Linked DNA regions of Homo sapiens: regions 2 and 3 are each linked to region 1. A link is a contact called in ENCODE Hi-C data. All regions are on one chromosome and are shown on one strand. The core of a region is the stretch at or near the end of the contact, and the rest is flanking DNA. Distances in the headings are between cores, read along the strand shown.

The links. Hi-C counts contacts between places; a loop is a spot of excess contacts on that map. Pooled maps may share reads with other maps.
Region 2: a loop to region 1 is called in a pooled map, with 1.8 times the contacts of the local background. The contact joins the enhancer-like site here to the promoter of RASA1 in region 1. A Hi-C loop is called at or near these places in 2 of 50 pooled maps.
Region 3: a loop to region 1 is called in a pooled map, with 10 times the contacts of the local background. The contact joins the promoter of ATG10 here to the promoter of RASA1 in region 1. A Hi-C loop is called at or near these places in 7 of 50 pooled maps.

The regions. Positions count from the first base shown.
Region 1 is chr5:87,265,235-87,269,132 of GRCh38, forward strand. It overlaps RASA1 (RAS p21 protein activator 1), which reads left to right and starts at 2,649. Exons shown (of 25, transcript NM_002890.3): 1 at 2,649-3,756. The coding sequence starts at 3,218. RefSeq lists enhancers at 2,378-2,672, 2,726-3,613, 3,371-3,420 and silencers at 2,421-2,670, 3,011-3,190.
Region 2 is chr5:81,767,477-81,771,374 of GRCh38, forward strand. It overlaps LOC107986384 (a long non-coding RNA gene), which reads right to left. Exons shown (of 3, transcript XR_001742518.1): 3 at 1,686-2,187. Among named protein-coding and RNA genes, the nearest start is that of SSBP2, 18 kb to the left of the region's middle. Within about 2 kb of position 1,780, at least 4 of the 41 ENCODE cell types and tissues checked have a DNase peak (open chromatin) inside an H3K27ac peak, as active enhancers do.
Region 3 is chr5:81,970,071-81,973,968 of GRCh38, forward strand. ATG10 (autophagy related 10) reads left to right here and starts at 1,953. Exons shown (of 8, transcript NM_031482.5): 1 at 1,953-2,236. RefSeq lists enhancers at 1,486-2,043, 2,044-2,599 and silencers at 1,614-1,943, 2,114-2,353.

The DNA.
Region 1 (3,898 bases), core at 1,399-3,898:
TCTGTGAATTTAATTAAGATAGTTTACTTCCCTTTGTTAACTGGGCAGAAAGTTAAGGTGGGTAGAAAAGAAAGGCAATGGACAAAAATTAAGTAGAAACATTAAATCCTTTTGGAAAAAATGAAAATAAAGATAGACAACGTATTTGAGATTCAGAAAGTACACAAGCAATAGTAAAGATTAGAGCCTAGATCTATCCAATAATAGGAATATATTAAATATCTGAAAATACCTCATAAAAATATGTGGCAATTTCTTTGGAGGAAAAGAACAGGGCTAACTCTAAGGCTAAACAAAAACTAGGTAAGATATTGGTATAAGGCTGATTTACAAATAGACATAGTAGTTATTTCCTACTGGTTAAGAAATTGATTTCCAAAGATGGGAGCTGATCAAATTTGGTATTTGTTAAAAGGATGAAGATCTGTTCAAAGTAGCATACTGAGGTTGCCTAGGACTGGGCTAGGCAGTAGAATAGACCACAGGTTGTATTTGCAGTACAGTTTTGTAGGTACATACACCTAAAAGTCTAGAAAACATTTAATTGAGCATTTGATAGGTGTTAGACTGCATTAAATATTGACCTTTACAAGTGCTAAAGAATTGTCAAAAAGGAGGAGGTAATTCTGCAGTAAGAGTAGTGAGCCTCACCTGGACTCCCAGGCAACATACAGAGGGTGTGTGAACATTTAGAAATCAGTGATAACCAAGAGCCGGTGATAACCTGCCAGTTCAATGTCCTGCATTCAAGGGCTGACAGTGGTGACTGGGACAGGAATGTTGGAGGATTGGGATGCTAACACACTGGAGGTTTTCAAGCACAGGCTATATTAAGATTTGTTGGGATTGTTGCACTTGGTGTTCACACAGCAGACAGTAAGTAGAGTAGGTATTTTGATAGTCTTGTCTAACTGAGGGTCTAAGTTTAAAAGAAAACTGTTCTCAGGGAGGCCACCATAAGTAGTACTTCATTATTAAGTATTATGGAACTACTTCATTCTCATTTCTAGAACAGCACAGAGCTTGGCAACTCAAAACCCGCCTATTTTACCTACCCACCTAATGAATGACATTTATTATTTCTTTCAGAACCGTTTTTAGGTATTGCATACCTCCTTCTTGATTAGTATACTATACATTAATATAGTGGTTCTCAAACTTAAGTGTGCAAACAATCACTTGGAGGGTTTGTTAAAATGGATCGCTGCATATTTTCTGATTCAGAAGGTCTGAGGTGGCATTTCTGAATTCCTAGGATGTTGCGGCCTGAATTCACTTTGAGAACTCTAGCTCCTGTGACTGGTCCATCTTCCTTCTCCCAGGTAGCACACTGCTAAGAGATATGCGTAATGGAGGCCCCAGGACTACTCCTAATCAAGTTGGATTGTTGTCATTGACTAGGTAAATAGGCCTGTGCAAACTTACAAAGGCAATGCATTGCCTGTATCTTGTCACGTCTTTTAGTGGTCTTTTCTCTTTTTCCTGGGTTTCTATCACAGCCACTTGCCATCCTGAGTGTTAGTTTGATCATCCTTAGCACAGAAAATATTGATCTCAAAGATCAATATCCAATGGTATTTAATGTGGGATCACTCCTGGGAGAATTTAACAATATTGTTAATTTCAAACCATGGGAAGCTCCCTCTACATGAATGCATAGTTTGTATACATTTTAGTGTAAAAGACAAAATAACACCCTTCTCCTTAATTGTATTAAAAATGAGTTTTCAGTTTATTGCTACTTTTGAAACGATATATAATTATAACTAGCATTCTGGGACATTCTTGACATTTGACTTGTTGAAGGTGCTTGCATTGTGGATCACGTCCTGCAGTCTTTTGCACACAAACCAGGACAAAAGTGCATTGATTAGTGTTTTCTGTGGCACCTCCTCCTCTTCATCAGTATCCAACAGACTTATAATGGCATAGGTAAGTATATGAGACAGTTGATAAAGAAAAACGTATGCAAATACTGGTAGAAATCTTACTTCATAACCACTATTTCTACTCAAATTCTTCACCCTTCTCATATGGTGCCCTTTATTTCGTTTTGGAGTTTCAGAATCTATTTTAACTGTGTGTGTGTGAGATAGTCATAGTGATTTATAGCATGCAACGAAAAAGAAAACATTAATAGTACTGCCCCGATCTTCAAAGCTACCTGACCCCTGCCCGGTTTCTGCGCTGCTGGTTAAGGCTGTTTTTTCCACTGGTCAGGAAGTACGGAACTAGTTTCTGGGCATTTTCCTTTCCCTTTCCCCCTCCTTCCTCTCCACCGCCTCCTGGTCCCCCTCTGGTCTCTCCGGCTTTAACAGCGCCAAGCACCCGCGTGCTCAGGTACCCTTCCCTCTTCTCCCGCCCATCAAACAAAGCCCCGGGAGACAGGCGCGCGCCGCCGGCCACGCCAACAGGAGATGCGGCCGCGCCGCCACACGCTTGGAACCGGAGGAGGACAGCAAGCGCGACCACGCACCGCGCGTCCCCGCCGCTTCCTTCCCTCTGGACTCTTCCTTTTCCTCCCGGCCCGGCCCCCCGCCCCCGCTCCGGGAACGCGCCTGCGCACAAGCTGCCCTCTCCCTTCTCCGCCCTTCCTTCCCTCCGTCCCTCCTCCCCTGCCCCGCCTTCCTTTCTCTCTCTCCCGTTTCACTCACTGAGAGCTCCAGGTAGTGAGCAGTTCAGTCGATTTCCTCGTTACCCCGCCCCCCTTTCTCTTGCCCCCCCACCCCTCTCATCTGCCTGGTGGAGGATGAAGCGGCTGCAGTGGCCCCAGCCTCAGCAGCGGCACCGGCGGTGGCTGCGGTGTGGGTGGCCGGAACTGGGGTGGTGAAGAAGCGGTGGTGGCGGCTGAAGGAGCGGTAGCAGCCTCAGCCTCTTTCCCTGTGCTTCCTTTCCTCTTTAGTGCAGCGAGGAAGTTTTCGCTTCTGTACATGTGTTTGTGTGCGTGAGTGTGGGTGTGTGCGGTGAGGTTTGGGTGGCGTTTGTGCAGGCGTTGGGTTTTTTGCCCACTTGGCTTCCCGTAACCCAGGCAGCTGGGGAGCCTGGGCTGTGGCCCTAGGAGGGGGCGCGGCGGCGGGCTCTCTCCTTTTGTTGTTGTTTCCTCAGCCTGGGGAGCTGAAGGGGAGACGCGTCTGGGTGGGGCTGCTCGGAGCCCGGGCCTGGTGGCCCCTGGGGCTCCCGGGCGGGCAGGGTAGGGCAGAGTAGAGCGGGCTTCAACATGATGGCGGCCGAGGCCGGCAGTGAGGAGGGCGGCCCGGTAACAGCCGGAGCTGGAGGAGGCGGCGCGGCAGCGGGCTCCAGTGCCTATCCCGCAGTGTGTCGGGTGAAGATACCCGCGGCCCTGCCTGTGGCAGCCGCCCCCTATCCTGGGCTGGTGGAGACCGGAGTGGCTGGAACTCTGGGTGGCGGAGCCGCTTTGGGGTCAGAGTTCCTAGGAGCCGGGTCTGTGGCAGGGGCACTGGGGGGAGCTGGACTGACAGGGGGAGGTACTGCTGCTGGCGTAGCTGGTGCTGCTGCTGGCGTGGCCGGTGCTGCTGTTGCTGGACCTAGTGGAGACATGGCTCTCACCAAACTGCCCACTTCGTTGCTTGCTGAGACTCTCGGGCCAGGCGGCGGTTTTCCCCCTCTGCCCCCTCCCCCTTACCTGCCCCCTTTGGGGGCGGGCCTCGGGACAGTGGACGAAGGTGACTCTCTGGATGGACCAGAATACGAGGAGGAAGAGGTGGCCATACCGTTGACCGCTCCTCCAACTAACCAGTAAGTTAAGACTGCTGTTCAGGAATTTGGGAAGCTGGCTCCAGAAAAGAAGTGGAAATGAAGGGGTAAATCATACTTTGTCCTTTTCATCTGTGGTTTGTTAGGAAAAGTTTTTGAAGTTTCAGGTTTCTTGGGTAGGAAT
Region 2 (3,898 bases), core at 530-3,029, 5.5 Mb before region 1:
AACATTATAATTGAGTTATGAAACAACTAAATAAAAATAGAATACCTGACAGAGAGCTGCTTTACATGACGTTTCTACATGAGAATAAACAATGCGTTCTTTGTAGAGCTTAAAAAAAAACAGGTTAGCTTTATTCTAGAAACTACAGTCTCTCGTTGTAACTAGACTAGTGCTTGTATTTGTTGACATCCTGATTTATAAAAACCTGAACAAGTTCAGTTTCAATAATTCTTTTTGTTCAAGGAACACAAGAGAAGGGGGAAAAAGATTGATGTCTGCCCCTAAAAAATGGCATATGCAAAAGATTTAGAATTCTCTTTGTTCAACTCTGGGTCAGATTTCATGAAAAAGCGATTAAAATTCCTTTTGCTCCCATTCTTCATGCATGTATGGAGGTTTGTGTTCCTAATGAGCACCAAGAAGCTTCCTCGCACAGAACTTTGTCTTTGAAAGATAAAATAACCTGTTTCCCTCAACTCTTCTCCATCTTGTTTCTCTGTTATTGACACCCCCTCCTCAACCACAACAAAGAATGTGTGCTAATTGATTCACTGTTGAAAAATTCAATTTAATGCCTAGAATTGGTGGCATGTGCTAAGTAATCAAAGTTGGACCTGAAGCAGGGGAATAAAGGGGACTGGGTTCTGTTACCATTTTTTAACACTGAATCACTATGGGGAGGTAAAAGCAAGAGTAATTGTTTTCAAGAAATGGCAAACAAGTGGTTCACCATACGTTCAGATTAATGAATTTGGTGTCGTAATATGCTTTGAGACTCTTTGTTTAGAAAGAAAGATAACAAATGAAAGTGGTAATATATAAATAAAACTATTTGGAAAGAGTCCCATGTAAGCCATGCTTTTTCATAAAATGTTAGTGTCTTTACATCAAATGATAAAAGTAAAAAAAAAAAACAAAGGAATATTCAAAGTACAGGTTCTAGTAAGGAAAAGCAACCAGATGAGTTAAAGAAAATCTCTCTATTTGTGTTATTTACACAGAAACTCCCCTTCTCCAAGTAGCCCCTTATCCTAAATGCATGTGATTCTTATAATGCAGTACCCCCCTTATCCATGTTTGCCTGTGTAATTCACTTTCCTACTATCATCCATGGCTTGTATCACTAGAGTAACAAACAATTATGATTATTTTTAAATTATTATTATTATTATTATTATTATTTTGAGACAGGATCTCACTCCGGTGCCTAGATTGGAGTGCAGTGGTGCAAACACGGCTCACTGCAGCCTTGACCTTCTGGGCTCAAGTGATCCTCCCACCTCAGCCTCCCGAGTAGCTGGGATTACAGACTTGTGCCACCATGCCTGGCTAATTTTTGTATTTTCTGTAGAGATAGGGTCTCACTATGTTGCCCAGGCTGGTCTCAAACTCCTAGCCTCAAGCATTCCTCCTGCCTTGACCTCCCAAAGTGTTGCGATTACAGGCATGAGCCACCACACCCAGCTGAGATTATTTTTTAAATGCTCTTTCAGCATAGCACATTCACTTTTGCTACAGGTTTCATTTTCAAGCAAATATAGCAAGGCATTAAACCTAATTGCTGATTCAGGCTTAGCATACCAAAGTCTTATAGATAAACAATACTTTACAGATTACTCAGAGTCCCTCTTCTCTAAATCAGTTTCTGAACCAAAGAGGATGAATAGGGCTCAAGAATACCCAGAAAGTTGTGAGACGATTTAATAGATTATCCCAGTACTGGAGCTGAGAGGCCAAGAAACAGCCCCATGTTACTGTTGCCTGGTGACATGTTCTGCCCCATCACATGCCATGGATGATGGAGAAATATGGTAACTAACATTTCCTGCCCTTCCTGCTCTTTTTTCTTGCTCTTCTGTGGAATCAATGACTCATTTATGGCATTACAGACACAACAGATGACGTTTCATGCTTTGTCAACAGAGGCATGCCCTTCATTTTTGCCAATGGGAATGTCAAGTAACAGCTAATATCTTTGAACCCAAAGTTGCCAGGAAATGTGAGGGTAAAATTTGCCCCTATTGTACTGTTTCCAAGTCAATCAGACACCACCTGGAGCTCAAATGTGACCATGGCCTACTGTATCCTGATTATCCAGTCTATTACATATCAGAGTTCTTTTTATTTCCCTCTGTCAATCCCATCTTTCTCTTGGCCACTGCACTGCTCCTCCACCTCAGTGAAGATCTAGAAGGAGAAAAAAAGTGAAATTAGTTTATTAATTGTGCTTTATGTTGGGGAAAATTATTTGGATCGAAGCATTTTGCAAAAAAAAGTAGGGTTTGAACGTTATCTGTGGGTTTGCATCTTTATTCCTATTAGAAAACCAAGTTAATTAAGAAATAGGCCCAGCTCGGTGGTTCACGCCTGTAATCCCAGGACTTTGGGAGGCTGAGGCAGAAGGATGACTTGAGGCCAGGAGTTCGAGACCAGCCTGGCCAACATGGCGAAATTCTGTCTCTACTAAAAATACAAAAAGTTAGCCAGCTGTGGTAGTGCGTGCCTGTAATCCCAGCTACTTGGGAGGCTGAAACAGGAGAATCTCTTGAACCTGGAAGGTGGAGGTTGCAGTGAGCCGAGATCACACCACTGCACTGCACTCCAACCTGGGGGACAGAGTGAGACCCTGTACCGAATAATAATAATAATAATGGTACTTTTAGATGTACTCACTCACAAAAGCCTTACTGTTTTCAAAGTCCTTTCAAATAATTATTTATTTTGATCTTCCTAAAATTCCTGTGACATATGTTGAGGTGATATTATTTATTTTTTATTTTAATATCATCATGAATTGTCTCATTTAATAGATGAAAAAACTGAGGACAAAAATGGATGAAGCTTGCTTGGGAATACCTAGCTAACAGTTGTGAAGTTGAGACTAGATACCAGCTCTTCTGACCCATGGTCCTAGATGCTTTCTGCTTGATTGTCTGCCTCTGCTCTCTGGACAGTCGCACAGTTCTTAGCTGGAAGGGTCTTATATACAATTTTCCCCTTCACGACCTTCTAGGTTCCAAAAATGTGGTTGTAGATATTGGAATGCATTGTCCCACTAGAACAATCATGCCTATTATATTCTATAGACCCCTGTGTCCATTCTCAAAAACCTATGATTGATCCACAAGAGTTAAGTAAGTTACTTTAAAACAAAATATGCTTCACAGAGCAATATTCCCTCAAGAAAGTTTCAAGGAAAAAAGTTTCAAGGTCAAATAAGTTTGAGAAACATAGAATATCATATATCCCTCTCAGAGATTTGTAATGTACATTTGCATATTAAAGGCTTTAAGTTTTCTTTAAAGAAAAGAAAACTGCTTAAAATGGTTCCATTGAGAATTCATCAACTTTATTTGACTTTGAAATCTTTTTAGTGAGTAAAACATATTAACACCCCAAACTACAGTTCCCCAAAACACGCTTTGGAAATTGCTGCTATAGAAAAATATGATGTGTGACGATTTAAGATATTAGGAGCACTTCTTCCACTGTGAGATTAAGGGTTACCCTGAAGGTAAGAGGGATGTTGGTGATCATTCCCTTGATATCAGTCAGGGACTAGAATTAGTGATGGGTATTGTTGGGACATACAAAGCAGAACCAGGCATGGAAGGATAAGGAACAGAATGATAAAGGCAAGGAATGATGCCTTGGAACACTGAGACGAGACCAGGAGGACAGGCTGGAGACACATAAATGGTGAGTGACAAGAGAGCAGCTAGCTTGGGATTTGTACCGTCTTCCTCGTTCTGCTCCCTCCTCTGATCCTGCCACTGCAGACACACTCCTGGACAAAATCAAGACTGGGAAGCAGGGATGTGGCAGAGACACAGACGGGTGGACCCAAGCATTGAGGGCTGCCATGGAAGGAGAAGCCGAGAGGAGAGAAATGCCAAGG
Region 3 (3,898 bases), core at 703-3,202, 5.3 Mb before region 1:
CACCCAGAAGGAAGGAATGCATGCCCAGAGAGTCCAAGAAGAATCTAGACAGACAGGCCTTGCTGGGTTTCCCCACTCAGGCTATTAGCATTAGAGCATACCCTTTTGTCCAATCATATTTCTACATGGCTGTCCATACTTTGTTGGATGTACAAATGAACATTACAATTTCCCCTGTATCTTTGGGTCTTCATTCTGAAGGTTCTCATGTATATATGCTAAATAAACTTGCATGCATTTCCTCCAATTACTCTGTCCTTTGTGAGTAGATTTTTCGGTGAACCTCAGCGATCAGAGAGGAGAGCTACAGGAGCCCTGCTTGAACCTTGAAATGCTATGATGACAGACCGTAGCCTTAAAGCAGTTTATAGTGTTGTAGGGTAAACACATAAACAGGCCAATATCATTCTTTGCCATGAGGGATATGATGAGAGGAAGTACATGGAGGTTAACTGAGTTATTTCTTTTAGTTTCTTTGTTTTTGGCATGTGAATTATGAAACTTTAAAACACCTCCAGTGCAAAAAAAATTTTTTTTAAATTAACATGGTGGTTGGTGCACTGTGTTTCTAAAATATGGAGTACAATGTAAAGCAATGCATTCTTTTTTTAAAAATTTATTGTTATTTTGAAAAATTTTTGTAGAGATGAGGTCTCACTGCCTTGCCCATAGCTGGTCTTGAACTCCTGGGCTAAAGCGATCCTCCTACCTCGGGCTCCCAAAGTGCTGGGATTACAGGCGTGAGCCACTGCGCCCAGCCGCATTCTTGTTTTCATCTGTGAAATACGTTTTTAAGGTAAATACTTAAAGTTGATGGAGACACCTGGTCTACTTAAGCTCTCATTCAGAACACACTGCCTTGTGCTTTTAAAAAAATTAAATGGATAATCTAAATTGGCAGCTACCAATTAATTTATATCCATAGTTGCTAAAAAATGTTAGTGTAAGTTCATTTTTATTAGTCGCATCATTTTGAGTTTTAAACTATTTCACATGCAGTAAAATTTATACCTCTTATGGGTTTTGTCAAACAGTGGTTTAGTCACCAACACAATCACGGTATAGAAGCTCTCAAGCTCCTTTTCAGTCACCCCCTTCCTCCAGCCCTTTGCCCTGGTCGCCACTGATCAGTATTCTCTCCTTTTAAAAACACTTATTATTTGGAAATAATTATAGACACAGGAAATTGCAAAAATACTACAGCACCTAGAGTCCCGTGTACCTATCACCTAGTTTCCTCCAATGGTGACATCTTACACAACTGTAGTACAAGATCAAAAAACTATGTCATGTAGTTTGAAGGCAGGTTTTCCTTTCACTTCTTCGCCTGCATTTTCTCCTTTCATTTCCAACAAATTTAACTCTGTTGTTAGAAGGAGCAGATGCTAGTTTTCTTTCAGATGTCTGCTATTTCAGTTCGATTACCCCTGTTACTCCTACATTTTTTCTAGTCTTTATCCCCATCGTTTCGCCCCAATTTAATTTTGCTGCTAGTTTTTTTTTTTTCTCCTCTGGGATATGTGCCACAGATGGTACTATTGTCAATATTCGAATTCCTAACTTCTCCCTCCATCCGTAAGTTTTCAAGGGGTAGCCGTGCTTGTGCTTAATTGTGGTGTTTACAGGACTTTTTGTAGCGTAAGCATGCTGGCATGGTTCCCCAACCTCTTAGGGGGATGCTAGTAACCCGCTCCCCCGTCAACGAGCCGCCTTTGTGCTCCGCGGAGGGCACCGCCTGCGTTGGGTTGGAGGTGGGGGTTGGCGGGGGAGAGCTGCCCGCCAGGCGAGGGGCGGGGCCTTGGCGGGGGTGGTCGCGGGCGGCGGGGAGGTCTCGCTTCCCTCCTCTCCACCCGCTCCCAGTCCCGGCCTGGGTCTCAGCCCCGCCCTGCCCAGAGCGCGCGGCCGATCACGTCACCGGCCTGCGCTAGGCGGCCCCCACGGCGCGGGAAGGCGCAGTGCGCACGCTCCGACTCGGCCGTGGCGGACCTGACTGAAGGAGGCCGCGGACCTGACTGAAGGAGGCCACGGCCACTTCTGGTTGGCCTCGGGGCGCGCTGGCTCGGCTCTTCCTCCGCCCTCGAGGCCCCCGCAGTCCCATCATTCAGTTCCGTAGGGTCACCGGCGCGGCAGTGGCCTCGCAGGGCGCTGGGTCCCTCTCCCCAGCTCTCCTCCCCCTGGCCCCGTCGCCCCGCCCTCGCCGGGCTGGGCTGCGGGGTCAGGGGCCGAGCGGAGAGGGGTGAGTATTCCCCACAGCCCTTGCCGGTTGTCTCCTCCCGGCTCTGCTTCCCACACGGTCCTTGCCCCACTCCTAGGACAGGGAGGAAGGGCACGCGCGGGTAGGCGGGAAACAGCCCAGTCCTGAACAAAAGGCCGGGGAAGCGGGTCCCCGCCGGTAACTGCAGGCCTGTGCTGGCCGCCGCGAGCGGGGAAGGGCGAGGACACTCCCTCCTCGGGGACCCGGTCCCCGTCGCGCACACGGTGTCACCAGCACACCTGGCCCAGTACCCAAAGCACCCTCGAAGTGGGTAGTAACTACTTTGTGTTTAAAATCCACATACTGATAGCAAATCTTTGGTTGAAACAGTATTAAATTACTGGGGCTTCCAGTGGCTGAGTCCAACTTAATTTGAAGTTTCAGATTAAGTATCAGGAGGAATAACTTGATATTTAGAGCCAACAGGTCTTTCTTTTTTTTTTAAACCTCCCAAAAAACCTATAAAATCAAGAATTGGCGGGGAGGACCGGAGAATGATAAAGGAATAGTTGACTGATTTATAGAAACTTTTAGTGGCGGTAAAAATTACAAAAGTATTGGAAATAAGGCAAAAGGACAGCATGTTTTTTTCAGAGTCAAAATGGAGCCTAACAGGCCCACCTGAAGATGATTTAGATGTCTAGGGGACTATATTTTGTTTGGCATGATGATATTGATTAGGGCCTAGGCTTTGTAGTTAACATCTTTTTCATTAATGGAGATGCAAATTATTTCTGAGTGGGAGAGAAAAAAATACAGTACTCCTAAAGGTTGTAGTTTTAGTGCCTTGTAGGATATTAGCCATTTTTCTTTTCTTTTTTTTGAGACAGAGTCTTGCTCTGTCGCCCAGGCTGGAGTGCAGTGGCACGATCTCGGCTCACTGCAACCTCTGCCTCTCGGGTTAAAGCAATTCTCCTGCCTCAGCCTCCCGAGTTGCTGGGACTACAGGTGCCCGCCACCACGCTCAGCTAATTTTTGTAAGTTTAGTAGAGACGGGGTTTCACCATATTGGCCAGGCTGGTCCGGAACTCCTGATTTTGTGATCCGCCTGCCTCGGCCTCCCAAAGTACTGGGATCACAGGCGTCAGCCACCGCGCCCGGCCAATATTAACCATTTTTCTGTCTAACCTATCAAACTTACCATCCTTTCTTCAGTGTTTATGCTCAGTTCCTGAAATGCTTTTGAGCACACTAAGCCATTCAGCTTGTTCCATTGTGAGTTTAATAAATCTTTGTCACAGGTTCATTTTGAGTCATATTTATAACTTTTGTTATTGGACAATGGTCTCTATTCTTTAGTGGCAAAAACAAGTTTATGCTTCTCAGGATGGAAGGACATAGGCCCTGTGTGGTACTCAAATACATCTTAGGACTCCAAGTAGAATCCTTTCTCATTGCTTCAGAAAGGTTAAACAGTGACCAGAGGAAATGTTACAGAACTTTGACCAAAAAATAAATCCTGAGTATTGAGAAATTAAAATTAAAGTCTTGCAAATTGCAGAGTTTAAAAATTGTTATTGATATTTTAAATTGAAGAAATTAGTGGAAATAGTAGTTCTAAATTGCATACATTTGAATGTGGAGTGTTAAAAGATTATTTCCCTTGTCTCCTGTTTTATTTAGGATAAGGTTAACTGAGATTTT